2 separate regions of the Homo sapiens genome follow, and region 2 is linked to region 1. Evidence: read pairs that join two places in POLR2A ChIA-PET (ENCODE). Cell type or tissue: Caco-2. All regions are shown on one strand. Each heading gives the region's core, and the rest is flanking DNA. Links, peaks and the distances in the headings are about the cores only.

Region 1 (5,393 bases), core at 317-5,316:
CATATGCTGCCTCATAACCCAGATCATATTTTTCTTCCTTAACAGCCATCTTCTTTGCATCTTCTTGGGCAAGCTGTAGGTCAAATGTATATTGCACCTCTTGAACGTCCGTATTTCGTTCAATGCCTCTCAACTGATCTCTTAAGTCTTTCAGTTTTATGTAGTAATGAACTTTGTCTTGGGCCCGAGGAAACTGAGCACTTCTTGCACTGGATGACGGCATAACATAGCAGAGAGTTTCTGTGCCTGGAATCTTATGGGGCTGAAGCCCAAATTCCAAGTTCTTAACCTTTACACCAAAAACTTCTTTACTAAAAATTTCATAAATACATTTTCCATTAAACACTGCTATTCGTGGCTGATATTTCTATAATTTCTGTACTAGAATACGTCCTCCTTCACGAAATTCTTTACTGGAGAGATCTTTGCTGCCAGGCGTGGTCCTTTCCACCATGTTGGTAAATCCAATACCATACTTCCCTGGTAGAGTGTGATCATCCATATGGTTCACCTGGACCTCACTGAGCCCTGACATAAACAAACACTTCCAAAAATGGTTTCCAGGTCCAGGGTAATGATGCCCTTTGTAAGCAGCCATTAGACCCGGGTTTATGCCAATAATGACAATGTCCAGATTGAAGGTCAAAATATCGGGGAGAGTCTTGGTCAGAAGTTCAGCTTCTGAAACACCATTAAAACGGTCTACTTTTCTTTTGACTTTAAATGTGTCTGTAATTTTTCTTGCTTTTCTTTTGATTTTGCAGACTTGCTAGATTTTTTTGACTCAACAGGTTTTTTGGGTTCCACTGGTTGTTTTGGTTCTGTTGTTCTGGGTTTTCTTTTTCTTCCTTTTGGAGCCTCTTGCACTGGTTCCTGAGCAGGAGCTGGGGCTGGAACTTCTTCTGGCATTTGCTGTTCATTCACAACTGCCATATTAGGAGCTTCAGCCATCAGTTGTTGAAATGGAAACGTATAAAAAGCTTGAGCTTGCTGAAGGGAGTAGCTGCCCGCGTTCTCCGCTTCCATTCCCCGAGGCCGCTGATGCGGGCAGCTCCACCTGCCAGGCACACGGGCAGCCGGTCTCTGTAGTACCGCGTGGTACTCACTGCGGTAAGACAACCCCAGAGACCTCACCTGTTGACTTTTTATCCTACATGATGGGTCAAAACTGCTCACCATAATACAAAATAAATAGGAAGAACAGCCACAGCCAAGTAAACAATGTGTGTTTTAGAACTCACACAACTCAGGAAAATGTGGTAGAGTCCTTTTTGGCAGAGTGCCTTTGCAATATGATGCACTAATACTCTTTAGCTGGGAATAAACGTAAGGTAGAGTGTGTGGAAGATACCACGTAGAGCATGGTGCGGGGTGTGGGGGAAGCCATATATATATGTGTATGTATAATGTAATATATGTAACCGTATATGTATATACATGTATATGTAGCAATATATATGTATATGTATGTATATAATGTAATGCATATCTATGTGTGTATGGATGCATTATATAGATACGCAAACACACATATATACATATATATGTTAGTTTGTAAAGAGAAATATTTCAGAGACTTACAGACATTTGAGTTAGCACTATGTGCAGCATTATCAAATAGGGTCTGTCTGTATGTATTCCCTTAGATATGGGTTTCCAGAAAAAGCTTAAGCGAATGGCCCCAACAAATTATCATTAGGTTTAGATACTACACTTAGAGTTTCATTTCATTCTGTAATAAGGTGAGTTGATGGTGGTGTTATTTCAAGTTATAACTGAGAAAACCAAAATCTGGATGCATTGTCAAAGGAACTGCACTAGCTTCTTCTGCCTCTCAGTATTTAGAGAATGCTCAGGTATTGTGATGGTGAAACAATTATTTACCATCTTAAAGTACTTTGCCATGTTGTTAGTCACAAATCATCTATAGGCTGCATTCTTTATGTCATGCACTTACTTTTAATTAAGCTCCTAAGGAAGCAGAACCAGCAAAGGCTATTGCTGTTATTATTCATGGTGCATTGTTGGCTAAGGCTCCTATAACAAATGTGTAACACAATATCACACATTGTAAATATTTATGAACTGTGCTACAAAGAAATTGAGATTTTAAAAATATTAACAAATATTATTTCATGAGAAAAATCTATTGTATAAAAGATAACCATATCAGATAATCTGTTATAATTATCAAGTGAATGAACTTGTTAAAAATGACTTGGCTATAAAATGTCATAAAATATAGCAGATTAAATCACTTTTTTGGAGTCTTGCCAGATTTTTTTTATGAGTTACTATATTGCTTTTATCAAAGAACTCCTGAAGGCAGAAAAGAAATTAGAACTGACTTGAAAATTCCCATCATGCTTCATTCTCTGGTGGAAATTTGCAGGCCCTAATGGAGTTTGTTACATAATCAGCTTTAGGCATTCAATGGCTTCTTTTATTATAAAACAGAATTCTTGCCTAACACAGCCTCTCCTCTCTTTTTTTCGGCCCTCAGTTTCTGGAGTTACAAATGCACTTCAATAATGATCAAGTCATGCTGCAACAGGCACAGAGAACAAAGAAACAACTGCAACAAGAAACTGCTGAACTTGGGTCTGAAATCCCAGCATTAACAAAAAAGGTGAGATCAATAATGTTCAAATGGGCGAGTTGATGACAAATTTGAGATAACTCCATTGTGGGTTTCATACCTGCTGTTTTATCCTCGTTCTTCACAGAACACATGAAGAGTTGGTATTATGAAAATCATTATAAAACAATTACTTTCCATTTCTAATTATGTAACATTTGGAAAATGTCCAGATGTAAATGTGTCATACTTCTTTTTTTAACTTTTGGGCTGTAAAATAATTAAGAGAGATGAAACTGAATTAATGTAATAAAACACTATCTGACATAAAATAAATTTTATAATTGATCCAACAAGTTGTAGATAAAACTCCTTAAACTCCAAGTAGCACTGAACTTTCAGATGCCATTGAAAATATGTTGCTGCTTTTTAATGACTTCAGGGGATTGAACAACATAACCTTCTTTCAAATATTATACTAATTCCCCCCAAACCAAACTCAATATGCTTTTCTCATTGACAAAAACCAAGTTTCTCACTGTACAAATTTACCAAAATCAGAGACTTTTCTTATGATTGTGAGCTGGCTAAAATTTACCAAAGATAGGAAGATGATATTATCACCAAACATTGCTATAAATTTTTTTATTCAAGTATTACTATGATGGTGGCACAATAGTGTGAATGTAATCAGTGCCACTAAACTATACACTTAAAAATAGTTAAGATGGTAAATTTTATGTTATGTATATTTTACCACAATAAAAAAACACAAAGAAAGAATAATTATGCAATGATCACCTGAGCAAAAGTTTAATAAAAAGAGCACTATGTTTAGTTTTGACATTTTATGAGAGCCCTCCTGGGATCTCCTGGTCCCTTCACAGCCCATCCTGTCCTGACCTGAATTTTGTGCTATCGTTCCCTTGCTATCAAAGAAAGCAAAAGTCTTGCACATTAAAGAGCTTTATAAATGGAATCTTCTTCTATGTGTCCTTCTGCAACAGCTTTTTCATTCAATCTTTAGTTCCAGATTCATTTATATTGTTACATGTAGCTATACTTTATATGTTTTCACTGCTTTATCACTTGGATATACCACAATCTATTTATCCATTTGCTGTCGATCTGTTGATTGAGGTTGCTTCTCATTTTATCCTTTTTTTTTTTTTTTTGGTTATTACACATAGTATTGCTTTGAACCATTTGTCTTCCTGTACATATGGAAAAATTGTCACTATGGCATATACCTAAGAGCAAAACAACTTTTCTAGAAAATGCCAAATTGCTTTCTAGATAATGCTAAATTGCTAAATTACTTTCCAAATTTACCCACTTACATATTCACCAGCCTTGTAAAAGTGCTGGGACACTCCATGTTCTCACTAGAGTTATAATGTTTTGCCTATCTGGTTTATGTAACATGATAGCTCACTGTGGTTTTAATTTTCAACTTTTCAACTTCCTGATTTCTAATGAGGCTGTGTATCTTTTGCTTTTCATTGGCCATTTGTGTCTTCCCTTCTGTGAAGAGCCTATTCAAGCTTTTTGTTCATTTTTCTATTGAGTTCTTTGTCTTTTTCTAATTAATTTGCGGGAGTTCTTTCTGTAAGTGATGTGGATTGCAAGTCTTTTCTCCCAGTTTTTGACTTTTCTTTTCACTCTTTTTGGTGTCTGCATCGACAATTTTTTACATTTCTATTATGGATGAAATCATGAGGGAAAGAACAAAAGATATAGTTTTGGCAGTCTGGTCAGTCTGTCTCTCGTCTCATAAATCGCACAAGGTCTATCAGCCTAGAAGGTTCAGTTTGTATTTCTGTTGGTTGAAGGCAGCAACTACGTCTCAAAACTCAACTGCATCTCAGTCATCATTAAGCAATGTGTATGGTAGTATTTTTTTTTTTTTTTTTTTGAGACGGAGTCTCGCTGTCGCCCAGGCTGGAGTGCAGTGGCGCGATCTCGGCTCACTGCAGGCTCCGCCCCCTGGGGTTCACGCCATTCTCCTGCCTCAGCCTCCCGAGTAGCTGGGACTACAGGCGCCCGCCACCTCGCCCGGCTAATTTTTTGTATTTTTAGTAGAGACGGGGTTTCACCATTTTAGCCGGGATGGTCTCGATCTCCTGACCTCGTGATCCGCCCGCCTCGGCCTCCCAAAGTGCTGGGATTACAGGCGTGAGCCACCGCGCCCGGCCGTGTATGGTAGTATTTTAACCATGCCTGGAACAAATGATTACTCCATCCATTTTCCTAGCCTGCTGCACATAGCTTATTCAGTAGCCATAGAACCTGGCAAACATATAAATGCGTATTTTCCAAGATGAGAATAAGTTGCAGACATTCAACACTTTTGTATTAGGAGAGTGCAGGCGTTGTACACAGACCTGGTTTCAAATACCTCCTCCTTCATTTTCCAGGCATAAGATCTCTATGCTTCCACTTCCTTATCTCTATATTGGGACTAATAGTTACCGCAGAGGGGATTTGAGTAGATTTAATTAGATAATCAACTTACAGTACCCATCATTTAATACATGCTCAATAAATGATAATTATTATGGGATTACCACTGTAAAATAAATGGCTATACCAAGAATCACTGCATATAGATACTTCAATTTTGTTAAACAAAAGGGTAGAAATTTAAACTCAAGGAAAGGTAAAAATTACCCCAATGAGATCTCAGATTTAAGAGCAGCAAGATAATGAGTTGTTGCCACAGCACCAGGGCCAATACCCATAAGGTGGGACAAGAGTACAAAATGTCGTCACCTGCTCCATCTGCCCTGCCATTCCCCATTGTACTTCTAGCTTG
Region 2 (5,393 bases), core at 308-5,307, 74 kb before region 1:
AAACCATGGAAGTGAATAGCATCACTCAATGAGAACATGAAGACTAGGAAGAAATGTGGGCCAAAGACAAAACCCTAGGAAAGTGTCAGTATTTATAGGCCAGCCTTAACTCAAGAGGCACCCAAAAACTTCTTCAGATGGAACATCTGATGTGTGTGTGTGTGTGTGTGTCCATAAAGAAGGGAAGGGATTGGAGGATGTACTTTAATGTCAAAGCAACCCTCCCCCAAACTTTCAACTCTGAAAACCCCCCAAACTCTGTAAGTCATATTTATTCTTCATCAGAATTATAAAAGACTTCTAAGAAATTTCAGAGGGGCACTCATGTTTTTTCTCTTTAATTTGTGATTGAGAGTAAAGTTAATTGAGAAGAACCTTGGTTAGTTATACTGAAATCCAAACTGCTGCATTAGAATCTAATTTTTTTATTTCATCAAGGAAAGGATTACAACTGGGTTTGTTCCACTCTTTTCTTCTGCATACAAGTATGGCTGCAATCATTAGTCATTCATTTATTTGGTTGGTCACTCAACAAACATTTAGTGAGTATCTATAATATGCACAGCTAAGCACTGTGGAAGATAGAAAAATGAACAAGGCATAACCTGCCTGTGTTTAAAGAAAATAACAATGACACAAAGCAGAATGTGATCAATGTCTCAAGAGATGATCACTAAAACTGTAGCGATGTTATTGGTGTGGGTTTTTTTGCTACCCTTTGTAATTATGCTTAGAAATTTCCAGAAAAAACATTAATCCATGCTTTTAAGTCATGGTATCTATGGGTCCAGGAAGGGGAAACATTAAATAAAACCACATCATTGCACTCACTCTGTCAGAAGAGTCTAGAGTGGAGGGTACAAAATTCAGTCAACATTACTGCCATCTATGTGAGTTGTAGGGACACCTCTCTTTGGTAGCTTGTGTATGAGTAGAAAATGCCTGCTTTAAAAAAATATGTAAAATCATGTGATGATGATAATGATTGTGTCTACACACACAAATGAGTTTGACTTTAGTTCAAATAACTGTTTTTTAACCTACATAACAACAAATAATTTAAAATCTCAAAATAATTTTTAAATGAAAAATTTTCAACTGGTTTAGAGTAATGTAAAAAGCAAAGAAACAAACATTACTAAAAACAATCATTTGTTCTTGCTTACTTTAGTTCCAAAATAGAGGAATCTAATATTTAGGGGGTAGAATGAGTTTGTTAACCAAAAATAAAATTTGAAAGCTTCCACAACCATCTGAATGAACTTCCTCCCCAACCAGGGCACTCAAAAAATTTAACCTGAAAGACTGGCTCAGACCATGATGGGAAGTGGGGGTTGGACATGTCTCATGATACCCCCTCCAGCATTAACATCAATGCAGACCTTAAGTCTGATAAGAAACATTTACAGTCTCTTGAAAGCCTGTTACTTGGAGGTTTTACCTCCATGATAAAACCTAGGTCTCCACAACCCCTTATCTTAACCCAGACATTCCTTTCTACTGATAAGAAGCGTTTCAACCAATTGACATCAGAAAAATTTTAAATCTATCTATCACCTGGAAGCCACCCTCCCCCACCCTTCCAGATAGAACCAATGTAATCTTACATGTATTGATTGATGTATTATATCTCCCTAAAAAGCAAGCTGTACCCCGACCACCTTGGGCACTTGTTGTCAGGACCTCCTGAGGCTGTGTCATGGGTGTGTCCTTAACCAAACTTTCTAAATTGACTGAGACCTGTCTCAGATATTTTGAGTTCACAAGTTATATTGGCATAGGGGTTTCTTAGTTTATTTTCAGTGCAAAACAAGCCACGCCAGTAGTCAATTTCTTCATGTTACAAGTATATATCTATATTTGAATGAAAAACAAGTCCACATATTTCCTTTCTTGAGTTATTACTTTTCAAATCAGATATGTCTTGTTTATACAAACTAATGAAATTGAGTATATTCTTTGATGATTTACTGCTAACCCTACAGAGAAAGAAAAGCTAAAATTTGTATTCCTCAATTTTGATTTTAATTCAAATAATTGAAGCACGCCTATATTCTTAAAAGCTATTACATGTTCTCTTGGAAGGTCTATTGATTCATCCTTTTGAACACTCATTATGGAAATAGGTAGTGTTAAATTATAGTTGAGTTTAAGTACTATATTTCACACAGCACTTGCATCTGTAAATAATGATCATTGTAAAAAATGTCCATTTATGGTCATCAAAGTAAATTTTCTTGACTGACTAGTCAGATAAGAAATCCAGCAATGTCTTCGGTGAGCAAGTCCTCTGGCTCAAGCAAATGTTGGCTTGATGGGCCACTTACTCCTCCCATTATTTTCAAAGCCTACTTGGAATTCCTTTTGAAAGTCTATTGCAGGCTGATTTCATAAGAGAAGCAACCTAGTTCAGCAGGATTGAAATCTCCTATTCCCTGTCTATCCAAATCAGTTTCTTTAAGAAGAGGGTACATTTGTGTAGCCTCAGGTGGACCAGAATAAAGGAGGATTGTTAATAAATAAAGTTGTATTTGGAAGACCCTTTACCCTATCAGTTTTGGTACAAGGCTTAGAGAACAACATTGCCTATTGTTTGGTGACTGAGCCTCCGAAGTCACCTCTTGAGTGCTTTCTGTCTTGCTGCTCCTGCTCTTCTTCAGATTCTCTGCAGAAAGTTTCTGAGTCAGTGCAAGTGCCTCTTCAATATGAATCTTAAGTTTATTGCTGAAGTTAATTTCACCTCCATTAGACTGTGCATTTTTCTGGGGAGGGACTGCTTCTGCTGTTTCCTTTACAACTCTCCTAATAGCAAGACATGTGCTTGTGACCTGAACGTGGTGAGCATTACTGTTTGCCATCAAAATGTTAAGGTCACTGCTGTATGGTTATTCATAAGAAGTGAAGAGCTGAAAATAAGGTTGTTTGGAAGCATGAGTTGAAGCCAAATTATGGAAGGCCTTACCTGCCAGGCTGGTTTGGACTCGACGAGTGTTTGTGAGCAGGGTGAGGGGTGTTAGGAGCTGTGCTGGAGGAGGCCAGTCAGGATGGGCAGTGAGCAATTGCTGAAATTTAAACAAAAATCAAAGGCCATACATATAAATGGACTATAAATATCACTGAATGGATATCAGTGAAGGGAAGCACGAATTGATGAAGTCTGAAGGAGGAAGTGAGATTTGAAGAATGAGAAGAAAATAATCCAGCCGAAAGGGAAAGGGAGAACGTTCTAGTTAGCTAGAAACAATAACAGAATTTCAGCATCTGAAATATTTTTGACAAAGGATTCATTTCTTCCCCACCAGACTTATTAATTCTTTCCTTCCTCGTCTCCTTCCCTCGTTCCTTCCTTCTCTCTCTTCCTACTCCTTTTCTTCCTTCTTCTTCAACAAACACTGCCAACAAATCCTAAATTTTATTTTCGCTGGTTACAATCACTTCACATTTTTTTCCTGGTGTCTTCATTTGAAATTGCCTTACTTTTGACTATTCCTCCTGAAAAATACATGATCAGACCTTGAAATGGGTGAGGCAGAGAAGTTTAAGAATTTCTTCCTTGAGATTTTTTTCTCAGATAAATATGCACAGTATGACTGGATTTTTGAAGACAACTTTGTGTTTTGTGATATCCCTGGACTCCCACCCCAGAGGCTGACAATGCTTTTAGGCCCCTCTTTGTAAGATTTATGCCGATGAGTGCCCAAGTTTCTAGAAATGTGACATGGCCAGGTATTGCCAGAGAGAAGCACGTTACCTGCTTCCATGGTTATGGTATTTTCCCTCTTGTCCGACCCTCCTCCCTCCTGTGTGTGTGTGTGAGGCTGGGGATGAAGGGGTAGCAGTTTGGTGAAGGTGGGATCCATAGGGACCAGAGTTGGGAGTCTACTGAGGCATCATTTATCAAAAGTATTAGCATATAAGGCCAGAGGACAGATTCTGTTGTGTGCCGGAGTCTAAATTTAGTCACCAAGGAAAATGCTCCACAAAGAGAAAGAGTTTGCTAAGAACCAAAAAAAGTGGGGATGTTGGCATCAGGAGAGCAGAGCTCTAAGCATGGTGGATACTGATGAGGAATTCTGAAACTGTGATGCAGATCCTGGGGTCACTTCAGGAGGGACCAGTGTGGCTCAGCGAGGTGGCTGAGTTTACTTAAGGTATTGGAATGAGGTAGAATTACTATTTCTATTCCCAAATCACCAAAGTCATGAAGCTTAAAAAAAGCATCTCTTCCAAATACCTCATTTTTCATTTGCAAAAAAAGGGAGAGAAAATACTCCTTGTTTTGTAACTCATTATAACTCATCAACTTCTCTAACTCTTTAATCAGCTTTATTCCAGGAGGAAGAGAATTGATTGAACTGTATGATTTCAAAAACGTGTTATGGGAAAATGAAGATATATAGCTTTATGGTTTATTTTATTTTTTCCACAAATCCAGGTCTCTAAGCTTTATGGTTTAAAGTTCTGTCTCTGGAGTCAGACAAACCTGGATCTGAATCTTTGTCTGATATTTATTAGCTTTGTAAATTTAAATTAAGTGGGCATAACATTTGTAAGCCTCTATTTCATAATCTATAAAAAGAGGATAACAGGCTGGTCATGGTGGCTCATGTCTGTAATCCTAGCAGTCTGGAAGACTGACGTGGTGGATCGCTTAAGTCCAGGAGTTTGAGACCAGCGTGGGCAACATCACAAAACCCTGTCTCTACAAAAAATAGAAAAATTAGACTAGTATGTTGGCACACGCCTGTAGTCCCAGTTACTCAAAAGGCTGAGGTGGGAGGATCACTTGAGCCCAGGAGGCGGAGGTTGCAATGAGCTGAGATTGCACCACTGCACTCCAGCCTGGGTGACAGAGCCAGACCCTATAACAACAGCAACAACAAAAGGAGGATAACAATAGCACTTATCTCTTAGGATTATTGGGATAATTCAATGAGGACTGAACATAAAGTGCTTGGAACCATGCCTGACATACAGTAGATACTCAATAATATTAGCTATTGTTACCATTATGATTATTTTAAATCTAATTTTTTGTCTCTCAGATTATTTGATATCTAATTGCCTCAACTATGTCTTTAAAATAGAGAAATTGGTTGAAGAATCATCTGTGCTCCCAAACTTCTTTTTGTCTTCCAATCTAACATTTGGTACAAATTGTATAAATGAGAACACTTGGAATTCAATATAATAGAACAAAGTATATTTTCTAAGTGGTCTATTGTTGGATCTGGTTCCAGATTCCACTTTATAGAGATAGAAATACTATCCTTAAATGCATATATAGAGTCCAAAATCTTCAAAATCAATATGCTGAAGTCAACCATCCAATAAGTTAGTAACAGTTTTACCTTAGCAGATGCTGTGTGAAAAATGAGAAAGAAATGCAAAAT

Evidence for each region. ChIA-PET counts read pairs that join two places held together with the same protein. Peaks named below come from ENCODE experiments on the same cell type or tissue, not always from the same donor. Only the 100,000 strongest peaks of a DNase experiment are listed, where the experiment ranks them.
Region 2: POLR2A ChIA-PET joins it to region 1 with 7 read pairs; 3 of 35 experiments call an interaction of 5 or more read pairs at or near these places.

What each region holds. Positions count from the first base shown.
Region 1 is chr12:25,798,931-25,804,323 of GRCh38, reverse strand. It overlaps the pseudogene TDGP1. Among named protein-coding and RNA genes, the nearest start is that of MIR4302, 72 kb to the left of the region's middle. In Caco-2, for the core only: no CTCF peak of the experiment used is centred there; no DNase peak of the experiment used is centred there.
Region 2 is chr12:25,872,791-25,878,183 of GRCh38, reverse strand. It overlaps MIR4302 (microRNA 4302), which reads left to right and starts at 4,105; the gene lies at 4,105-4,164. In Caco-2, for the core only: no CTCF peak of the experiment used is centred there; DNase peaks (open chromatin) are centred at 1,333, 1,593 and 2,303.